Linked DNA regions of Homo sapiens: all the other regions are linked to region 1. The links are chromatin contacts, found by Hi-C in ENCODE. All regions are on one chromosome and are shown on one strand. The core of a region is the stretch at or near the end of the contact, and the rest is flanking DNA. Distances in the headings are between cores, read along the strand shown. Region 1 holds the start of GCC2 (GRIP and coiled-coil domain containing 2). Region 2 holds the start of SLC67A2 (solute carrier family 67 member 2). Region 3 holds the start of DDX18 (DEAD-box helicase 18).

Evidence for each region. A loop is a pair of places that touch in the nucleus more often than their neighbours do. Pooled maps may share reads with other maps.
Region 2: a pooled map shows a loop between it and region 1 (13-fold over the local background). The contact joins the promoter of SLC67A2 here to the promoter of GCC2 in region 1. A Hi-C loop is called at or near these places in 4 of 50 pooled maps.
Region 3: a loop to region 1 is called in a pooled map, with 7 times the contacts of the local background. The contact joins the promoter of DDX18 here to the promoter of GCC2 in region 1. A Hi-C loop is called at or near these places in 5 of 50 pooled maps.

Annotation. Positions count from the first base shown.
Region 1 is chr2:108,447,113-108,450,545 of GRCh38, reverse strand. GCC2 (GRIP and coiled-coil domain containing 2) reads right to left here and starts at 1,340. Exons shown (of 23, transcript NM_181453.4): 1 at 1,266-1,340; 2 at 857-913. The coding sequence starts at 1,271. RefSeq lists enhancers at 1-350, 436-1,417, 1,254-1,513, 1,418-2,400.
Region 2 is chr2:102,735,264-102,738,851 of GRCh38, reverse strand. SLC67A2 (solute carrier family 67 member 2) reads left to right here and starts at 1,964. Exons shown (of 6, transcript NM_032718.5): 1 at 1,964-2,206. The coding sequence starts at 2,042. It also overlaps a transcript of TMEM182 not described here. RefSeq lists a silencer at 1,848-2,057.
Region 3 is chr2:117,813,260-117,816,445 of GRCh38, reverse strand. DDX18 (DEAD-box helicase 18) reads right to left here and starts at 1,755. Exons shown (of 14, transcript NM_006773.4): 1 at 1,584-1,755. The coding sequence starts at 1,668. RefSeq lists enhancers at 898-1,433, 1,509-1,558, 1,579-1,628, 1,759-1,888, 1,434-1,971 and 1 more.

The sequences.
Region 1 (3,433 bases), core at 91-2,590:
CTAAAAATTAGTTATGCAACTACTATGAAACGTAAAAACCAGGCCATATCCTCTTATAGCTAATGTTACAGGTTGACATTGCTAGCTTTTGATTTAATTGTAAAATCAGTAGGTTGGAGCTAATGCTACTTAAAATTCCTTGGAGCTGTAAAATTATTTCATTCTATTCAAGGCTGCAAGTCTTTGGTCACAAGAAAATTTACGCATAATTACAGCAGCAAGATGAACCGGGTAACATTCAGGCTTTAATTAAAAAATTGAGCTTTACCACTTGAGAAAATTGCTTAAGCCTGTGGTCTCAGGTTTCTCATCTGTAAAAGGAGGGTAACAACAGTACCTATCTCATGGTTATCATGAAGCTTAAACGAAGGAACTGAGTGGTTAGGCAAGCGCCAGAAATTTAGCATGCACACAATAAACCTTAGCAATAAACCACTATCATTTAGAATGATTGAATGTTAAACATTGTACAGGGCCATAAAACTGGACTAATTAAACTCTTTGGCAATGTAGAAACTGGAGCCCACAGATCAGAATCCCTTGATTCCTACCCTATGTCACTGCTCCTTCCACTACACCACTATATAAACCTTCTTAGACTGCTTTATGTTCGAAAAATAGCAGGATCTCCCAGCAGTGCTAACCAGGAGCAGGAAGCAAACAAAAAGTCTTTCTATATCGGGGTGGGCGGGGGAGAAACAGGAAATGGGCGATTGCGCACACTAAAATTGAGATCCCTTGGAGCAAGGCTATTAAAAAAAAAAAAATCAGCGCCCCCCCCTTCCCCATGCCAAAGTTTTCCAATTCATCACCCTTCCACTCTTCAGGAAGCCCGCTATTCAAGTATTCTCTTCACCTTAGATTTCCCGGTCCCAGGGGTAGCTGGTGAAGCCACCCCATCTTGAACAAGATCCTGCAAAACAAAATCAAACCCAGGTGTCAGAAGAACTCTTTTCCTAATTCCACACGGAACGCGTAGAACCCTTACAGGGAAAAACCTTCTATGGAATCAAGTGGTGGAAAGCCTCGTGAGACAGAGAATGAGGGCGGACGGAGGCGGTCGCTGTGGCAATTCGTACACAAACGGGCTCTACGGGGCAGGTAACCCCCAGGGATAGAGTTTACGAAAGATGGGGAGGCGACAGCAGCGCGGGCTTCGGGACACCAAGAGGGAGACTACCGCGCCCTCCCATCGGGCCCACTCCCACATCCCAAATCGCGGCGCGGAAGGCTTGATGGGAGGCAGTGGGCCCGACCTGAGTTACCTCCATCTCCGCCAGCCCGCCGCCGGCCCGCAACCAGCCGCCGCCACCGCTGCACTTCTGTTTGCGCCAGCCTCTGACGTAGGCTCTACTGCAGGTCAAAGGTCGCGCTCTCCGGGCGGCCCGCCCCCCACGTCTCCATAGCTACAGCTCGGCAGCACTTCCGCTTCCGTGTCTGCGTCCGGGAGAAGGTTCCCCGTACGGCGCTAAGGGCGGAGTCCGTCTAGACGTTCTACCTGGGGCTCGACCCCTGGGCCTGCAGGTCACGGAGTAGGTGTGGGTCCCGCCACTGCCGGTTATTGGCATGGGAAGGCGGGCCGATTACCCCTTGGGGCCTCGGGCCTCGGTTTCCACGTCTGTAAAATCTTGTGAGAGTGAGGAACATTGGATTGCAGGACAGGTCTCTCAGTCCTCCAAAGGTGTCCGCTAGCCTGCGAGTGCCTGCGGGACCCACAGCTGGTTCCGGGGGGCTCCTTAGGCATTTGTGGCCAGCATGGTGCCCGGGAGCTCCGTGACTCACAGGTCAGGGATGCGGTAGAGGGCTTCCCTGAGGAGGCATTTCTTGACTCTGGAGGCTGTGAGGAGGTCCCTGGACAGCTCTGCCCTGCAGCCGCCCGGTACTGATGGTGATGTGGTGGAGGCAAGATAGTCGGCCAGGGAACTGGGCAGCCGTGGGAGGAGACTCTGTAGAGTAGGGGGCCCGAGGCCACCCTTTCCCGAAGGGCACGCCAGAGAATCTGTGGTCGAATCCCAGAGCTGCTGCTGTGTCCTGATTGGCGGTCCAGTGCTCTGAGAGCCTTTCTGTTAACTGCTGAAGTGGTTTGCTGCGCTTTCACCTTCCCATTAATGTTTTCCATACACTCCCATAACTAAGGTAACCTGAAGATAACCTAGTTTCCTGTAGTTTAAATGGTCAAAAGGTTGAAGAGGCAGCACACAGTATGTATCGAGTAAATGGTAGCTGATTATTACTAGGTAAAAGAAGTGTTATAAACGAGAAAGAACAGCTATTGTGGACATCTACTCTTTGTCTTTGACAGTGTGTATCACCTATGGTGTTTGTAGGATTGGTTCAGGGGTGGTGTGTGACCTAAGATGTACAGTCTCCACGTACAGTAACACACGTGTGTGTGTACACGTGTGTGTGTACACGTGTGTGTGTGCACGTGTGTGTGTGCACGTGTGCGCGCACGTGTGTGTGCACGTGTGTGTACACACATATATGCACACACATGTATACACACACACACACACAATCCCCAAGTATACATTGTTATTAATGGTCCAGATTAATGCCATTCAAAGTAGTTCCCCAAGTTAAGAGCAACTTACGGTAGACTCCTATTTCAATTAATAACTTGAAAAAATCACTTGCAATAAAATAGCAGGTTAACTAGATACTACACACATTCCAATCCTGTAAAAGTTTCTCAGAGAAACACTGTTAGATATAGTTACATTCCAGGAGTTTGGCTACATCAATAGCTACAGAAGAGTTGATGTTCTCACAGTAGAACTCTCTTTTTCTCATACTTGAAATAAAAAAGAACCTTTCTTTTCTTCCTTTGATCTTTCTTCCCTCGCCAGCCCTCCATTGCACTTGGCTGGGTAACAGGGTCCATGAGTTGCAGCTACAGGTAGGGCAGCGTCTCCTGGGAATCCCCAGGGAGATGAGGGTCAGCACACCCCTAAGCTCCAGGTCATCAGCGGCCTCCTCACACAGCTCGAGCTCACCCCCATCTGCCTTCCTGGTTGTCATTGGACAGGAATTTTATTTTCTGAGATGATGGAGGCAGGTATAATGTTCTTGACCATCGGATACCTTCTGTTGTTGTTCCTCTTAAGGAAGAAATCATTTATTTCTTCCTTCACTAGTTATAGTAAGTGCTGAAATCTTCTAAATATATTTATCATCTTTCATACTTTAAAGAATGAATATTTATGAATTGATTGTGAGTACTCTGAGATCTTCTGATATTCATAAACCTATAGGAAAGATCTGCTTTATATTTCACATTCTCTGGACTGCAGATAAGTTCACATTTTAAAGATGTATATTACCTTAATGAGCAGAACTATGACCTGTTTAACGAATATGTTTCTTTCCAATTGTAAAAGTAACACAGGTTCATTGTAGAACACCTGGAAAATATAGGAAAATTCCGAAAAGA
Region 2 (3,588 bases), core at 715-3,214, 5.7 Mb after region 1:
ACATCATTAAATATAGGCCATCTTTGAGTCTAAATTTCAACCAACTGACTAAACTACTAGAGCTGCCTCCAGCTGCACAAGCTAACATATTACATCGGTATATGTTGTAAATGCATCTATACTAGTGAATTCTGCCTAATTTAGTGTTATATTATTCCCTTTTTTTGTCTGACACCCTTAGAAATCTCTCCCCCAGGTTTCTAAAGTTTACATTGATTATATATTAGCAGAGACTTCCAAATCTTTTATTATTATTATTTTTACACAGAGTCTCCCTCTGTTGCCAGGCTGGAGTGCAGTGGGGCGATCTCAGCTCACTGCAACCTCTGCCTCCCGGGTTCAAGCTCTCCTGCCTCAGCCTCCCAAGTAGCTGGGACTACAGGCGCGCACCACCACGCCCAGCTAAATTTTTTGTATTTTTAGTAGAGACAGGGTTTCACCATGTTGGCCAGGATAGTCTCGATCTCTTGACCTTGTGATCTGCCCACCCTGGCTTCCCAAAGTCCTGGGATTACAGGTGTGAGCCACCGCGCCTGGCCGTGACTTCCAATTCTTTTGGCGTGTATGAGATGTCCTCCTAGGTTATAATGTGTACCTGTCACCAGAGCATGCTAAAATTTCACCCTAGCTATGTATTTAGTAGCCACAGTGAGTGGTTTTAATGGGTTAACATGAGCAGCCCTTTCAAGGCGCCTTTCCCAGATGAGTTACTCACAAAATTTCAAGCACAAAAAGACTAGTTTCCTCAGCTATAGGAGAGCAAACTAGTTCTCCTGCAAAGGAGTCTCAGAATAACTTGGGGGTTCACGATTGACAGTTTCACCTGGATTCAATTATATGTCTTAATTCTAAGTATCAGTATTCCACTTCTCCCTATTCAGTGCCACCTCCCATGAGAAACTTTGCAACACTGAATTTAACAGATCTCAGAATTAGCAACCTACACAAGTAAATTGAGATTTTGAGCAAAATCTCAGTAAAATGTCAGAGTCTTCTTGATCCCACAGTGAAAGAGGAATAAATAACAAGTTCTAAAGAAAAGAGGGGCTAGTCACTATTGTTAACATTTATTACTTACCATGTGTCATGGGCTTTGCTAAGTAATTTAAAGGCATCTTTTGGTGTCATGCACTCACTTAATTCCTTTCACTGCACTCAGAATAAACCCCAAATCTCTGTTATGGCCTTCTGGGTCCTAAATGGTCTGCACTCCTGCTGACCTCTCAGTTTGATGAGGAAGTTTCAGCCACACATATCTTCTTTCCACTCTTCTCAGCTTACATGTCACCTCCTCCAAACTGCTTTTCTAAAGTAGCTCACTCCCCACCTCATTACTTTCCACATCAAGACCGTGCTTCTTTATATTATCACCATATTATTTTACTTATTTTATGCTTTTTCATTGCATGTTTAGTATTTTTATTTATGTTTATTTACTGCGTGCTTATTATTTTTACTCCATGAGACTGTAATCTCAACTCAGGCATAGACCATCTATGGTTTGTTCACATTGCACTGCACCAGAAAGGATCTTAAGAAGCATGTGTAGAATTCTCACACCTCTAGAAGTTGGACTACATTATTTCCTACTGCTTTTTAAATAGGCAAACGAAAGCTTGGAGAGCCACGTTAACGTATCCTAGGTCTGTCACAACCAACTGGTGGCCAGGGTCTGTGGATCTTCAAGCTGGAGTTGGTCACCTCCTAGCACAACTCCATAGGAGGAAGTGAAGCTCAATACAATTCCCTCCTGTCCTCCAACGATAGGGGCAGCAGGGTCTGTACCCAGAGGAAACAAAGAGCATCATCATTATCATCACAAACTGGTGTGTGCTTACCGTATTGATGATGTGCCCAGTCCCCACCTTGCCTGAGACCAGAACTCCCAGCCAGCACCGGCCACGCACCCGCGGAGCTGCCAGGTAGCACCCGCCCCCTCTCTCTGCGCAGGCGCGCGCCTCCTGCTTCCGCTCGGGGCGGGGCTGGGCTCCCGGGGTAGGTCCGCGGCTGCTGCTGCGTCCGACCCCCGGCCGGCGCGGGTATGGAGCTTGGGGGTCACTGGGACATGAACTCGGCCCCGAGGCTGGTCTCGGAGACCGCAGAGCGGAAACAGGAGCAGAAGACAGGAACCGAGGCGGAGGCTGCCGACTCCGGTGCCGTCGGAGCCCGCCGCTTCCTGCTCTGTCTCTACTTGGTGGGCTTCTTGGTGAGTGCGAGCGTGGGGGCTGGGAGCAAGTGCTGACTGTGTTCGGGCCTGGGGACCCAGGCGGTTCTTGGAGCTTCCGGGGAGCTCCCAGGGAGTGGGAACCCGCAGTCCGCCTGGTGAGTGCCTCACTACCTATCAAGCTCTCCTCTTGCCCTATCACCCACTTCAGTCTGCATCTGGCCACACTGCTTTATTGCCCCTCGCGCTTTCTCTTGCACCCCGTTCGCGGAACGTCTTCCCTTCCCTGCCTTTTGAGAAGCCCTGGTACCAACCTCAGGTGTGACCAGGTGTTAAATGCTGTGGCAGGTGCAGCTTTTGCAGGGCGGAGAACAGGGGTGTGGGCAAGCTTGGAAAAGCCCAGCTGCTGTGCGGCTGCTGGTGAGGTAGGGACACGCAAGCCTTTTTACCAGAACAGGCAGGGGAGGCCGCTCTTGACCCCGCTTGGACAGATTTAGGCACATTTTCACTAGGATTCTTGGTTGACTTAAATATTAAAAAATGCAGATCAGAGTGAATTTTACCCATCTGCCTTTCGACAAACTGCGCATTGCACAGCGTAGGTTTGGTTTCATCATGATGTGTGTGCCTGTGGTTTGCTTTTTTACCAGACCAGGCTGGAGAAGCCGCTGTTGATGACCCCACTTGTACAGAATTGGGTGCATTTTCACTAGAGCTCTCGGTTGACTTGAATGTTTAAAAATGCAGATCAGAGTGAATTGTACCCATCTACCTTTGGACAAAGGGTGTGCATTGCACAATGGCGGTTTGGTTTCATCGTGTGTGTGTGTGTGTGTGTGTGCGCGCGCGCGTGTCCTGGTTTGCTCCCTGAGTGCTAATTTCCCACGTAGAATGGAAAGTTTAGTAAGCTGATTCATGGCATTTCTGAACACCTGCCATGTGGCAGGTGCTGCGGAGCTTCACTATTGTAATCCACAGTTCTGCCACAGAAGAATTCAGTCTTACAAGTAAGCTGATGTTGGTAGTTTCTGGGCCATTATCTGCAAGAACCCTAGATCCACCTCTGCACTCCTCCCTTTCCAAGGCTAGGCCTGATTCAGCCCTGAGTGTGAGCTAATCCAGTATCTTGAGGGTAAGGAAGCTGCGATAAGTGTCAATGGGAGAAGGCTGCCTTTGAGGCCTTGAAGATAGTATCTGATGGCACTGGGCCCTGGCAGGGAGTCATCGTTTTCTGCCCAGATGCAGATCAAGACCACCACTTCTCCCAGTTTCATGCACTCTCCATGCCACCACCTCCATGCAAGGCGTTCAGTTGGTAGCAACTCTATGTTGAGTTAATAGTTAAGATCACCATGAAAGCATGTTCATCAAATTGCTGCAAGCCCAGAAACACAAGGTCTTCAGGGAGGGCGGCTTTTTAGAGA
Region 3 (3,186 bases), core at 506-3,005, 9.4 Mb before region 1:
TAACAAAAAGCTTAAAAAGAAAAAAAAATAAAATAAAAATCACATAGAATAAGGACAAAAGGAAACTTTTTGTACAGCTGTATGTACAATGTGCTTGTGTTGTAAGCTAAGTGTTATTAAAGTCAAAAGGTTAAAATTTAACAAGTTTATAATGTAAAAGTTACAGCAGGCTAAGGTTAATTTAAGAATAAAAGTATTAAAAAACTCAACAGTGTAGCCCAAGTGTACAGTGTTTATAAAGTCTATAGTGTACAGTAATGTTCTAGGCCTTCACATTCACTCACCGCTCACTGACTCGCTCAGGGTAACTTCCAGTCCTGCAAACTCCATTCATGGTAAGTACTGTATACAGAGGTACCATTTTCTAAATCTCTCATGTCATAGTCTTTTTACTGTACCTTTTCTATGTTTAGATATATTTAGCCATACATACACTTACCATTGTGTTACAATTCTCTGAGTATAGTACAGTAACATGCTGTACAGGATGACAGCTTACGAGCAACAGGCTATATCATGTAGCCTGGGTGTGTAGTAGATTTAGGTTTGTGTAACTAGATAAAGTTCGCAAAACGACAAAAGCCCCTAATGACACATTTCTCACAATGTATCCCCCCTCCTGTTATGCGATGCATGACTGTACCTGAGAATGTCCTTACCAAAGGTTCCCTGTTTGTTTACTGAAAAAGATAAAACACCATCTTTTGTTCAAATTTACTTACATATGCGCTGAAAAGTAGTAATGCTGTAGTATTATTCTATAGGAATTAGAAATACAAGAGTATTTCAAAACATATTCCTAAAATTCACAAACCTATTGCCTCCTGCAGAATTTTTTTTCAATTAATGTCTGTTGAAAACCAACTGGGGCAAGGCACTGTGCCTCCAAACTTTCCCTCGGGGAGTTTGTATCTTAACCTGGACAACAGGTTAACACAATTACTTCAAGATCTGTGGCCCCACTGTCAGGACACTGGGACTGCAAATGAGGTAGGTAAGAAAGGTGACATTCAGATAAAATCCTTTTCATTTAGGTCACTGTGCGGGACACAAATACGTAGAAGCTCTGGTGAGAAAGTGCTACGAGAACGTGTGGAAGTGGGTAGAGGAAGGCAATAGTATCAAAGAAGCTCTGTGGAAACAGCCAGACGGGCTTTTGGGGAAAGAAATACGGGAATTAAATAGATGTGAAAAGTGGGTGGAAATGAGACGTTTCATGCAGCATAACCGGAAATGAGGGATGAGGTGAGGTGCGACTTGCAGGTGGTGAGGGAACCAAAAGCTAAGGTGGAAATGCAAAAGGCAGGGTTAGTCGTAAGCCTAGAAGTGAACGGGGAGTCCTCCCGCTCTAACGTTGTAAGAAGACACTGATTGCTCAGAAAGGTCAGGAGCAGCGCTGGAGCCACGCGACGAGTGGGCAGCAGCGCGGGTCCCGAGTGGAAGCTGCCTTTTCACTCTCCCCAATCACACACGCTGCAGGGGAAGCTGCCTCCGTCACACAGAGCAGCTGGGCCCCCGGCCGCCCGAACGCGCCAGGGCTCGCGCGTGGGTCTTCTGAGCCACCGCGAGTCAACGCATCTCACCCTGAAACTTTAGGTTCCGCTGCCGCAATTTGAGGTTCCGCTTCTCGATCTTCTTACGCAGGAGTTTCATCGGCAGGTGTGACATTCTGCCCAACAAGTGCCTAGAATAAGGCGCCACACAGTACAGCTACTCAGTTCTCAGGCTGACGTTACTTCCCTTCCGGCCGCACGTGCGCAGCTCGGCCAACAGGAAACGCGTCACAGGAACGCTGGCACCCGGCGGAACGAAAATGCTCCAGAGCGGAAATGCTTCCAGACGCGCGCACCGTGATATCTTTGGCGACCAAAATCTTTGCAGCGCCCCCTGGAGAAGTGGAAGCGAGACGCTGCACTGGCTTCACACTGTGCTAAAGCTAACTTGAGCTCCCCCTAGAGGAAGACTGAAGAAAGAACGTGGAGGGGAAGGAGGCCTTAGGGAGTCCGCATTTTTATGTTCCTATCCTCTGTGGGTGCAGAACTAGAGTTGGCCCTCCCTGTACCTGAATTCCCTGTCTGTGGATTCAACCAACTCCCCCATTGAAAACATTAAAAAAAAAACAATTAAAAATAATACAGTGTGATAACTACTTTCATAGCATTTAGGTTGTATAAGGTATTATAAGTCATTTAGAAATGATTTAAAGTATACAGGATGTTGTGTGTAAAATAAATGCAAATATTACACTATTGTATATAAGGGTTTTGAGTATCCTAAGATATTGGTACCCATAGAGGGTCCTGGACTCAATCCCTTGTGGATACTGAGGGACAACTGTATTTGGGAAACTGAATAGAACTAAATTATATATATGCATTTCCAAACTTGTTTGGCCACTCTCCTCAGAAATACAATTTCTGTGTCACTTGGTACACATACACACATAAATATAACATTTCTCAAAATAATATTCTTGCTTTTCACTCTTTTTCCTTCAATTCCATTCATTCCATCCTAAATTATTCTTTTTAGCTTACTAAAAATACTGATTCCTATGAATTTAAATTAACTTTACTACATTAATAATAGGTTGACTGCAGTTTGAAAAAGAGGTTTATATATTCCTTAAGTATACCCAAGGACCCTTCAGCAGTCCAGGACAGAAATTGCAATGTGGCTAGCTAATAGTCATCTCTTTTTTGGGATGGGGAGGAAGACAGGGGTATGCATATAGTATTTAATTTTTAAAAAAATTGTTATCAACATTAAAATACTTGGAGATTTCCATAAAAATTCATATTTGTCTTTAAAAATTGGCCCAATGCCCTCAAATTCCCCTTAACAGTAATCAATTTGAGCTGAACAACTGGAAGAGTCCATGAAACCTGGATTAATTTGTTTACTTGGAGGGGCAGAACATGAGACCCTGGAGATTAGACCTGATCATAGTGAGGAACAGAGAGGGAGAAAACTTGGGAGGGAGTTTAAACAGAATGTGAAGGAATTGACTTCGAAATCACATTGGATTGGACTGGAAAACTAAGACAAACAAATAATAATGTGCTTAGATTAATTTGTTAATGATCAGGCAGGCTGAAGAATGATTCAGAAATGTAAGAGCGCACACACACACGCAAACATTTATCTCAGTGTAAATATATATGCCAGTTTAAATTTATGCATATA